2 separate regions of the Homo sapiens genome follow, and region 1 is linked to region 2. A link is a contact called in ENCODE Hi-C or POLR2A ChIA-PET data. All regions are on one chromosome and are shown on one strand. The core of a region is the stretch at or near the end of the contact, and the rest is flanking DNA. Distances in the headings are between cores, read along the strand shown. Region 1 overlaps MIR3681HG (MIR3681 host gene). Region 2 overlaps MIR3681HG (MIR3681 host gene).

Region 1 (5,966 bases), core at 1,623-4,122, 290 kb after region 2:
CTTAATTCACCCATATGTCAACTGTGTAAAAGTTTCTTTCATCCCTATTTTGCATATGAGTGGATGAAGGCTCAGAAAAGTTTTCCGAAGTTCTCTCAACTCCCAAATGAGAGAGGCAGGGTTTGGTAGCAAGTCAGTGTGGGTGCAAAGCCCCTGCTCCTTTTTTTTTCCATTACAGCATCCATCATCCTGAAACAAAGTTTATTAAGCACTTTGGAGTGGACTGAGGAGCAGAGTGGTCTGCCTTCCAAAGTCAAGAGGATGCTGTTAATGGAACAGGGGACAAATGGAAAATGCCAAGGCTAAGTGTTTCCTAATGGAGTTTCTTGGCATAGAAGTGTGGCATCATACAGAGGCTGCTCTGCACAAAGTAGCTTGTGGAGTCCAGCCACTGGGGCAAAGTTTCACCAACACAGGGGTAACCAGGCAAACTGGAGCCCACTCACTGGAAACAGCTGCCTCTCCCCACTCCCCCGCCTCTTTTATCCAGGTCAGGTGGGGCTAGCTTTGCTTCAACATGGCCAATAAAACCTCACCCCAGAAACCTTCCCCAGTGTAACCCCAATTTGGAGAAAAGCCATGTGAATTGAAGCCCAGTGGCCAATTCGGATTCAGTCTGAGCAAGGTCATGAAAACACTGCATTGCTGGCTGGTTGGTCTGCTAGGCCTCCTGTAACCAAATAATCACAAACCTTGTGGTTTAAACAACAGAAATTGATTTCTCACAAATATGAAAAAGTTACTTCTCACATGTGGAAGCTAGATGTCTAAGATCAAGGCATCAGCAGGTTGAGGTTGTCTCGAGGCCTCTGCCCTTGGCTTGCAGATCACCACCTTCTTCTCACGTGGCCTTTTCTCTGTGCACATACACTCCTGGTATCTCCCTCTCTTCTTCTAAGGACACCAATTGCATTGGACTAGGGTCCATCCCTGTGACTTCATTTAACCTTAGTCATCTCCAAGGCCTTAACTCCAAATACAGTCACACTGGGGAGTGAAGATGCCAACATACACATTTTGAGAGTGCACAGGTCAGGAAAGAAGGTGTTCTAGTGAAATTTTCATTGCAAATATATTCAAATGGAAAAACCATGAGGGCAGTTAGCAATGGGATAACATTTAGAAACACTTAGAATAGTAGTTCTCAACGCTGGCTGCACGTGAAATCACGTCGGGAACTTTCTAAAACTGCCAATGTTTGGGTTCTAATCTCGAACATAAGAACCCCAGGGATTGGTGTATTAGTCAGAGATCTCCAGAGAAACAGAACCAATGATGTATGTGTGTGTGTGTGTGTGTGTGTGTGTGTGTGTGTGTGTGTCTAAAGAGAGAAAGAGACACAGAGAGAGATTTTCAGATATTGGCTCATGTGATTATGGAGGCTGGCAAGTCCACAGTCTGAAGAGTCGGCCAGCAGGCTGGAGACCCAGGGAAAAGCTGATGCTGTAGCTTGATTCTGGAGGTAGAATTTCCTCTGCCTTTGGACAGAGCTGCCTTTTTTTCAACTGATTGAACAAGGCCTATCCACATTATGGAAGTTAATCTGCTTCATCCAAAGTCTACTTATTTAAATGTTAATCTCATCTAAAAACTACCTTCATGAATATTTCCACACTGATGTTTGGCCAATATACCAATATTTTGGTACCATGTGCTAACCAAGTTGACACATAAAATTAACCATCCAGCTGGTAGTCTTTTTTTTTTTTTTTTTTTTTTTAGATGGAGTCTCACTCTGTCACCCAGGCTGGAGTGCAGTGCAGTGGTGCTATCTCATCTCACTGCAACCTCTGCCTCCTAGGTTCCAGTGATTCTCCTGCCTCAGCCTCCAGAGTATCTGGGATTACAGGCATGCACCACCACACCTGGCTAAGTTTTGTATTTTTGGTAGAAATGGGGTTTCACCATGTTGGCCAGGGTGGTCTCAAACTCCTGACGTCAGGTGATCCACCCACCTCGGCCTCCCAAAGTGCTGTGATTACAGACATGAGCAACCGTGCCTGGTCCCAGCTGGTAGTCTTTAATAGCTCTTCTGGTGATTCCAACATGCCATCAGGGTTGAGGGCTATTGACCCAGGACCAGGGCTTTCAGAGCCAAGAAACAGGATTCTGCCTCACATACCAGGCTCTTTCCACCCTGCCTCAGTCAGAGGAGCCACTTTCTTCACTGGTTCCTCAGTCTCTTTTGCTCAGGTACTGGTTCTCCTTGGCTGCTCTTCTGCTGATTTTGGGGGGAGCTTAAACAATACTAATGCCCAGGTTCCAATGCAAGAGATTTTGGTTTGCTTGGTAGGAGGTAATCAAAATTGCAAATGCAGAGTACAGCCTGGGCATCAAGGATTTCTTCCCCAGGAAATTCTAAACAACCATTCAAGGAGTCCCACGTATTTATTCAAGCCTTCAACTTACATTAGGTTCATGAGAAACTTACCTTCTAAGCTGCAGTTTATTTGTAAATCTTGCCTCATTAGGGAATATGGTATTGCCAACATACTTGTATTTCCTTGATAGGGAAAAAATGTGTACCACAAAGTCTTCCTTAATAAAGTGAACCACTTAGACCCTCATGCTTGGATATTTATTCCTGCCAGAAACGTGTATTGACCAGCTTCCATCCCATGCCATGTGAGCAACCCATGCAGTCCCACAGGAGAGAAAAGGGTGAGAAGACATTGTGTCTCTGCTTAAGAAAGTTACTGTCGAATAGAGAAAGCAGATAGTAATGTCACCGTTATACAAACATGGTGATTGCTGGAGGCAGGCGGTGGAGAACAAGAGCTGTATGAGCCCAGAGTATTTCTCAAGGTAGAAAAAGGAGTCGGGAAAGACATGCGGGCAGACACGAGAGCTGCACTAAGGCCCAGCTGTGTGACGGTTGGTGAGGCGCTCAGGAAATGCCAGCCTCTGGTGCTGGTGAGTCACTGAGTTCATGGGAGGAGTGGCTGGAAAGCTGGTTTGAGATTAGATAGTAGAGAGCCTCGTAAGCTAGACTAAGGAGTTGGAAGTTTTTAAAATAAGCTCTAAGGTTTTTATGAGAGATAGAATTTACCAATGTTTTAACAAAAATTATATGAAAGCAAGCAAAGGGCAGCATTGGGAAGAGGGAGGGCAGACTCAAAGGAAGGTTCTAGAAACATCCAGGGAAACAATTACAAAGACCTGAACTAGGGAATTGACAATGGAAATTAACAGAATGGAAAAGATGGAAAGCAGGAAATAGACGAGCCTAGGTAAGTGGCAGAGCCAGCACTTGAATCAGGGTCTTGGCTCTCATTTAACATGCACCCAAACAGAAACATGCAGACACACACACAGACACACACACACACATAGACACATGAACACCTGCTCACACACACACACACGCATACACGCATGCAGAGACACAGACACACACAGATACACATGCATACAGGCACACACAGAGACACAGACACAGGCACTTGCACAGACACACACGCACACACACACACCGAGGGCAGAATATGTGCCACTCACTGGCCAGATCCTGGGGACATAGAGATAGATATGGTTGCTGGCCTCATGGTGCTTACAGTTGAGAGGGGGAAATTGATAGATAGAAAGCCAGAGAACGTTACTGAAATAAGCAAAGGAGAAAGACAGGTGGACCAGACTTACAGGGGATAAAGCTTTTGGGATAAAGCTTCTCGAATGAAAAAAACATCTAAGAGGGTATCAGAAAAGTCAGTGGGAGTGAAAGGCTAGAAGGGCAGACAGGGGAGGGAGGTTGGGCTCCAGGCAGAGGGAATGGCAGGTGGGAAGCCCAGAAGTGACATTGCGAGAGCACACATGAGTGCGTCTAACTCCACTGAATGAGCTTGGTATGGCACCACCAAGCGGTAGCAAAGATGGTGGTGGGAAAGGAACCTGGAGAGGTGAGCAGGGCAAATTTGACAGTGCCTATCTCCGTCCTGGAACTGACTCTCTGCGGAGCTCTGAACAATGGCAAAGGCGTGCACCCCTCTTCTCCCCAGCAGGCTGCTCACAGCTATGCCTAGAATAGAGCACATGGTCTGTTCAGCAAAGGAGTGAACTGTTCAAAGGATATTTTAATGATAAAGGAGGAAATATTCTTCTGTATGAAAATATTGTAGAAAAAAAGTGGGTCACTTCAACCTGGCAAAATATGAATATGGGATTAGATGTGTAAATCCATGGCAGATTTAAAGTGAGGGTATGAATTCTCAATAGATATTCATAGTCTTAAAGAAAAATATCCGGCCAGGCGCAGTGGCTCACGCCTGTAATCCCAGCACTTTGGGAGGTCAAGGCTGACAGATCACCTGAGGTCAGGAGTTTGAGACCAGCCTGGCCAATGTGGTGAAACCCTGTCTCTACGAAAAATACAAAAATTAGCTGGGTGTGGTTGTGGGCGCCTGTAATCCCAGCTACTTGGGAGGCTGAGGCAGGAGAATCACTTGAATCCGGGAGGCAGAGGTTTCAGTGAGCTGAGATCATACCATTGCACTCCAGCCTGGGCAACAGAGCAAGACTCTGTATCCAAAAAAAAAAAAAAAAAAAAATCCAAGCTCCTTAAAATGGGGAAGATCATGACAGCAACAGCCTCAGGTCTGTGTCTGGCCTCATTGGTCACCTTCCTCTGCTGCAGGTCTACTGAACCACTTGTGCTTATCAGGTTGTGCCGAATTCTTTCCCTCTTCTTCCATTCACATCCCCATCTTGCCTACCTGGTAAACTCCCAGTTGCTCTTCTAGTCTCAACTCAAGTGCTGACTTCTCTAAGAGATGGTCTTAAACTCCTCATAAGACAAAGTCAGATAACTCCTTCTTCAAGCTAAAATAGTATATTCCTATTTGATTATGTGCCACATTGGATTCTGAACACCTGCCTAGAGGTCTGGGTGCCCCGTCACCTGGAAACTCATGTTGTATCCATTTCTAAACTTTTAGGGGTTGAAGCTACAACAATCAATAAGGATAGGCACCCTGTTTACCTAAGTACAATATTTTTCTCAATCTTTATAATACACAATGCTACAGTCTTTTTTTGTAGTAAAACTAAATCCAAATAAATAAGTGGTAAAACTGAGCTGTGAGACCAAAGCTCCTGCTCTTCATCACTGGCCAGTCCAGATTCCAGGATGCTGTGGTTTGAATATGGTTTGTTTGGCCCTGCTAAGTCTCATATTAAAATTTGATCCCCATTGTGGGAGGTAAGGTTGCATAGGGTGGGAGGCATTTGGATCCTGGGGGTGAGGTTGGGTCCCTCATGAACGTCATGGTGCCTTTCTCATGGGAGTGTGAGTTCTTACTTTTGGTTCCCCTGAAAACTGGTTGCTAAAAAGAGCCTGGCGCCTCCTCCTCTCCCTCTTGCTTCCTCTCTTGCCATCTGACTTCTGCATAGGCTGGCTCCTCCTCAACTACTGCCGTGAGTGGAAGCAGCCTGAAGCCTCACCAGAAGCAAGTGTGGGCGCCATGCTTTTTGTACAGCCTGCAGAACCAAATAAACCTCTTTTATTTATAAGTTACCCAGTCTCAGGTATTGCTTTACAGAAACACAAACAGACTGACACAGGAATAGAATAATTTCAATGAATAAATAAATAGAATCTTATAACCAAATCATAGAAGTGGCAGCTCCCTTTTAAAACTTAGTGTTCCTTTCAAAACATATTCCTAACATAGCACAATAACTACTCGTTTGATAAATCCATGCAACTTGAGGTTATCTAGTACAGGGCTGAGGTGTGCATAATTTAATTCTCCACTTTTCTGGCACTGGGGCTCCAGCTGAGGGAGATTTCTAGGTAAATGGGCACTGTCCATGTTAGTGCACTCTTGGGGGATACAGATGGCACACTGGACATTGACCACAGTTAATTTTGCTGAATGCTTCCTGGGCAATAATGGTTTCTCTGCTGTTTTAAAATGTTAGAAGCTGCAGTGGGGTAACTGCTTTCCAAGCTGAATGTTTGACATCTGCTT
Region 2 (5,917 bases), core at 3,292-5,791:
CCCTTTAAAAAATTGGGTTGTCTTTTTGTTGCATTCTATGAGATTGTATATATATATGTATATACACACACACACATACATACACACACACACACACACACACACACACACACACACACACACATATATATGGATATTCAGGAACCAAATCCCTTATTAATGTGATTTGCAAGTAATTTTTCCCATTCTATGGGTTATATGTTCACTTTATGATGATGTTCTTTGAAACCCCAAAGTTTTGAATTTTTGTGAACTCCAATTTATCTATTTTTTTCCCTTTATCACTTGTGCTCCTGGTGTCATATATGGATTGAAACCATTGCCTAACCCAAAGCCACAAAGAGTTACTCTTATATTTTCTTCTATAAGTTTAATAATCTTAGCGTTTATATTTAGGTATATGATCCATTTTGAGTTGATTTTTTATACCTGTGAAGTAGTGGTCCAACTTCATGTTTTACATATTGTTTGTTTGTTTGTTTGAGATGGAGTCTCCCTCTGTTTTCCAGGCTGGAGTGCAGTGGCATGATCTCGGCTCACTGCAACCTCTGCCTCCGGGGTTCAAACGATTCTCCCAAGTAGCTGGGACTACAGGTGCTTGCCACCATGCCTGGCTAATTTTTTGTATATTTAGTAGAGACGGGGTTTCACCGTGTTAGCCAGGATGGTCTCGATCTCCAGATCTCGTGATCCATCCACCTCGGCCTTCCAAAGTGCTGGGATTACAGGTGTGAGCCACCATGCCTGGCCACATATTGTTTTAAAACAACAATTTTGTAAAACATCCAGTTGTCCCAATGCCATTTGTTGAAAATACAGTTTTTGCCTCCGTTGAATTATCTTGTCATGCTTGTTGAAAATCAATTGATATAAGTATTATTCCCTTCCATTTTAATAGCTGGCCTTAACATTCCCATTCATGATCTTATATTTATCCCATTGAAGGCAATACCGCTGGCTCACCCTTGTATAAACAGATCAAAGAGAGCCTGTCTAAAAGTTTCAGTGTATTTATTTTTAAACTTGGAGAAGGGAAAGTCTTTCTAGGCAGCATAGAAAACCCAGAAGCTATAAAAGAAAAGATATACACATATGACTATATACAAATTTTGCATTTCTGTTTGGCACAGAAGAGTTCAAACAAAGGAAGACAAACAAATCTGGGGAATGGATCTGCAACAAATACGACAAATGAAAGGCTAATTTTCTTCATCTTTAAAAAGCCCACCAATAAGACATTTATAAATTAATAGAAAACCCAATAAAGAAATATGAACAAGTACATTTAAAAGGTGTTCAATATATCTCTTAGTTAACGCGATGCAAATAAAAATTATGAATCACCGTGTTTTTTCCTTAGGAAGGTAAACATTAAAACACTGGCTCATGGGAAGTGCTGCTAGTGACTGGCTGATGGGGTGGAGAACATCTATTCTCACAAATTATGGGGGTGCAAGTTGTTGCTACTATTATGGATTGTAATTTGCCAATGTTTGTTAAAATACAAATTGCTCATATTTTGATCTACAAATTTCATTGCTATGAATACTTGCTAGAATGAAGAAAAAAAAAACAAAAGGAAAACAAGCTTGGAAGCAGTCTAAATGTTTAATCAGGAATATTAAACAGTCATCAGGTAGCTTCATGTATCTTAATATGGAAAAATCTCTAAAAATATTTTCAGGGGAAGATTTAAAATACTGTAAATTTGGACATCATATGGACCAAATTGTATAATCTCCCCCCCACAAATCAGAACTTCCACAACATCATGTGTTTCAGAAACACAGACCATGAAGTGAAATCTCATCATACACACATTTTAAAAATGTAAATATAAAATAAAATGTGTAAAAACACAATGTAAAGGTAAACATGCCAAGTGAAAATTAAAAATTATAAATGCATTCGTATGTGTCAGCATAACATTAAGTCTAAGCATAGTGTGTATTGTTGCTGTTCTTAAAAGGATGCATTAAGTATCTGATGATAGTGATTATTGTTTGGGGGAGGGACCAAGAATGGAAAGATGTATGTACTTTTCATTTTATAACATTGCACACCACTGAGCAGCCTCATCCAGTGCAGGGTATTATTTTTAACCTTAAAAAATAGGGTCAACTGGGGCCAGGAGCGGTAGCTCACGCCTGTAATCCCAGAACTTTGGGAGGCCAAGGCGGGTGGATCGCGAGGTCAGGAGATCGAGACCATCCTGGCTAACGTGGTGAAACCCCGTCTCTATTAAAAATACAAAAAATTAGCTGGGTGTGGTGGCAGGCGCCTGTAGTCCCAGCTACTTGGGAGGCTGAGGAAGGAGAATGGTGTGAACCTGGGAGGCGGAGCTTGCAGTGAGCCAAGCTCGTGCCACTGCACTCCAGCCTGGGTGACAGAGCGAGACTCCATCTCAAAAAAAAAAAAAAAAAAAAAAAAAAAGATCACTTGGGATTATTTGAGTGGTGGGATGATAAGCCAAAATTTTCCGGCTTTCTAGATCTCTGTATTAAAAACAAGTTATAGTTGTTTTTTTAAATTAACATTCTTAAAATACCTACCAGTTGTAGTTTACTAACTGCAGTCAAATTTCTAAAGCTTGTTAGGTGATGGGGCTGCTAGAAGCCATGTGCTTATGAGACAATGCATTCAATGTTGACATTCATCATCTGCTTCTTTTTAAATAATTTTGGTAAACTATTCCTAACATAAAATTTACAACTTAACCATTTTTAAGTGTGCCGCTCAGCGGCATTAGGTACATTTACATTGTTGTGCAACCATCATCATCCATCTCCACAAGTCTTTTCATCATCCCAGACTGATACCCTGTCCCCATTTAATAATAGTTCCTCATTCTTCACTCCGACTCCTGGCAACCACCATTCTGCTCTTCGTGTCTATGAATTTGGCGGCTCTAGGTACCTCACGTAAGTGCAATCATGCCATATTTGTCCTTCTGGGACTGGTTTACTCCACTTAAGATAATGTCCTCAAGGTTCATCTGTATTGTGGTGTGTCAGAATTTCTTTCCCTTTGGAGACTGAATAATATTCCACTGATGTATGTGGCACATTTTGTTTCTCTGTTGATCCACCGATGAACACTTGGGTTGCTTCCACCTGTTGGCTATCGTGAATAATTCCGCCGTGCATATGAATGCATAAGTGTCTGTGTGAGACCCTGCTTTCAGTTCTTTTGGAAATATGCCCAGAAGTGGAATTTCTGGATCATGTGGAAATTCTGTATTTAATCTTTTGAGGAACCGCCATACTGCTTTCCACAATGGCTGCACCGTTTAACTCTCCTACCAGCAATGCACAAGAGTCCCAGCTTCTCCACATCCTTGCCAATGGTTATTTTATGTATGTGTCTGTGTGTGTGTGTGCGTTTTCTGATAGTGACCATTCACATGAGTGCAAGGTGATATCTCATTGTGGTTTTTATTTGCATTTTTATCTGCTCATTCTTACAGCAAACATTCACTGCCAGCACACAGGTGCCAAGACCTGGGACACGCACTAGTGCCCAGAGGGGCCCTGCTGTCATCGCCCTCAGAGTGGGGTGGGGGTACTGATAACCAAATGCAAGCTGGCATTACCCCTCCTGGCAGGCAGTGAGGGGTAGCCTGCACGTGGCACTGTGGGGACCCTGGGGTGGTGTGATGCTGGCTTGCTTGGTCATCTCCAGGACTTCCTAGTAGGCTAGAGACAGTGAGTTCCAAACACTTAGGAAAAAATTATAGAATAACACTTAACAAAAAATTATAGAATAACACATAACAGTGAGAAATTTCTACTCGTTTACTTATTGTTCTCCCTGCAAGCTGGGAAAAGACAAGCATTCTTTGATTTTGCTGTTAGAACGTGGGGTTCCTTGGAACAAGTTCCAAGCACCACAGGCTTAAATGAAACATGTATTTCCACAGAGATGAAAGAAAAGGGAGGGTAAGATATCTCCTATGCAATTGCTTTGTATGCAGCCCAGGCTGTGAGGAGGAACAGTTTAGGCAACAGCAACACCACCCCCTGGCATTTGCAGAGGGCATTTAACTCTTCAAAGCACTGCCTCATAACCAAAGGAGGTGGCGTCCATGCGGAGAAAAGGTTATCACTTTTTTTTTTCTTGGCCTATAATTACTCATGTGCTTCATGCACCTGGTGGAAATTATATTTAACAGTACATGCAAATGCTTATTTCCTGAATGAATTTACATTTTCTTAGCTACTTTCTACTGTTCCCTTAATGTGGGCTTTATTAACCAGTTTTTATGCATTTTTGTTGATGTTAGCTTCTTGGCTAGTAACATTCTCATTTGGAGCTATCTTGGAGGTAGGACATAAAATGTATATGTGTTTATAAGTATAACATTCTTGAAAAATCAGTTATTAAAAAACAAAACAAAAAAGATTTTATAGCCAGAGTAGTGGAAGTCTAAGCTTCCACTACTTTCTTTTTAATGTCATTGGTTGATAGGTATTATACAAGTAATTGCTACCTTTAAAAAATTGATGAGGTTTAGTGTTTACTCCTGCTGAGTGAATTTTTTTCAGGATACCAAGCATTCTTTCTGTACTCTGAGTCATAGGTCAAAAAGTGGCTCTTAGATTCATGTATTTACTCTTTCTGAAAGCTTCTGCCTCCATTGTGGCATTGTAAAAGTGTCCTGGCTTTTTTAGGGGGAAAGGGAATGGGTGTGATGCTTTCTTTCTGGAAGCTTCTGCCTCCATTGTGGCATTGTAAAAGTGTCCTCGTTTTTTTAGGGGGAAAGGGAATGGGGTGTGATGCCTTATAGGTGAAAAGATTTCTCTTATTCCGTCAAGACACAGGAGGTCTCAGAATGGTGCGAGTTTTGGCAGCCTGACTGGTTTCTTCAGGCCATGGGAGGAAGATAGAGCAGCAATGTTCAGGGACCTGATGTGCTCAGAGAGGCTCCCAGAGCACTGCGTCCACTGCAGGATCTTTTTGGTTTTTGATTCATTCAAGAAATATGAATTTATTATCTCTATTACGGGTTGACTTCTGTCCCAACAAAAGTATGCTGGAGTCCTAGCCCCAGGTGCCTGTGAATGTGACCTGATTTAGAAATTGGGTCTTTGCAAGTATAATGAAATTAAGATGATGTCATATGAAATCAGGATGAGCCCTAATTCCATATGACCGCTGCCCCTCTAAGAAGAAGAGGAAAGACATAAACCCAGACTCAGAGAGGACATCACGTGAAGATGGAGGGAGAGGTGGGAGTGACGTGTCCATGAGCTAAGGAGCATCAGGGACTTGTGGTAAATCCCCAGAAGCCAGGAGAGAGGCAGGACGTGGATTCTCCCTCAAAGCCCGCAGTAGTAACCAAGCCTAAGACACCTGGGTTTTAGGCTTCTAACTTCCAGGACTGAGAGAGAATAAATGTCTGCTGTGTATTGCCATCAGGTCTATGGTGATTTGCTATGGTAGCCCCAGGAAACTCAGACAATGTCCAATATCCCAGATGCCACTTGGCACTGAGAAGCGTTAGGTAAAGGGGACAGTGTCTTTGCCCTGAAGAGGTAACACCAATGGAGGAACACACCCATGGAATGGGGGCAGTGGGTCCCATGTGGAGGATGGTAGGCTTTGGAGTCAGACCGAAGCAACTTCCAGTTGGGAGCTGATTTTCTTAAACTTTTTGGAGTTTGGGGTTTTTCCTTTTTACAGTGCAGGGCACCAGTGTCCTTCTCATGGGATTCCTGGTGGAAGGGTGAACACAGGTGTGGAGCTGAATGAGTTTGACCAGGGCCCAGCCTGCCGAAGGCCCCCAGCTAACACTTGCTATGGAAGGCCTGGACACACCGTCCTCACTCAGGTCATCCATTTAGAGTCAGTCTCTGCTCTTTCAAATTCACTTTGGTAGTTTTTGTCCTTGCATGGTGTTTATTTAAGGAACCATTCG

The links. A loop is a pair of places that touch in the nucleus more often than their neighbours do. ChIA-PET counts read pairs that join two places held with the same protein, here RNA polymerase II (POLR2A). Pooled maps may share reads with other maps.
Region 1: a pooled map shows a loop between it and region 2 (16-fold over the local background). The contact joins two enhancer-like sites. A Hi-C loop is called at or near these places in 3 of 37 single-sample maps with no recorded cell type and 3 of 50 pooled maps. POLR2A ChIA-PET finds 5 or more read pairs at or near these places in 1 of 52 experiments (naive thymus-derived CD8-positive, alpha-beta T cell).

Annotation. Positions count from the first base shown.
Region 1 is chr2:12,323,144-12,329,109 of GRCh38, forward strand. All of the region lies in intron 4 of MIR3681HG (MIR3681 host gene), which reads left to right. Among named protein-coding and RNA genes, the nearest start is that of MIR3681, 130 kb to the left of the region's middle. Within about 2 kb of position 2,873, at least 3 of the 41 ENCODE cell types and tissues checked have a DNase peak (open chromatin) inside an H3K27ac peak, as active enhancers do.
Region 2 is chr2:12,028,555-12,034,471 of GRCh38, forward strand. The region is part of intron 2 of MIR3681HG (MIR3681 host gene); the gene reads left to right. It overlaps LOC124906141 (small nucleolar RNA SNORD18), which reads right to left and starts at 1,818; the gene lies at 1,749-1,818. Within about 2 kb of position 4,542, at least 4 of the 41 ENCODE cell types and tissues checked have a DNase peak (open chromatin) inside an H3K27ac peak, as active enhancers do.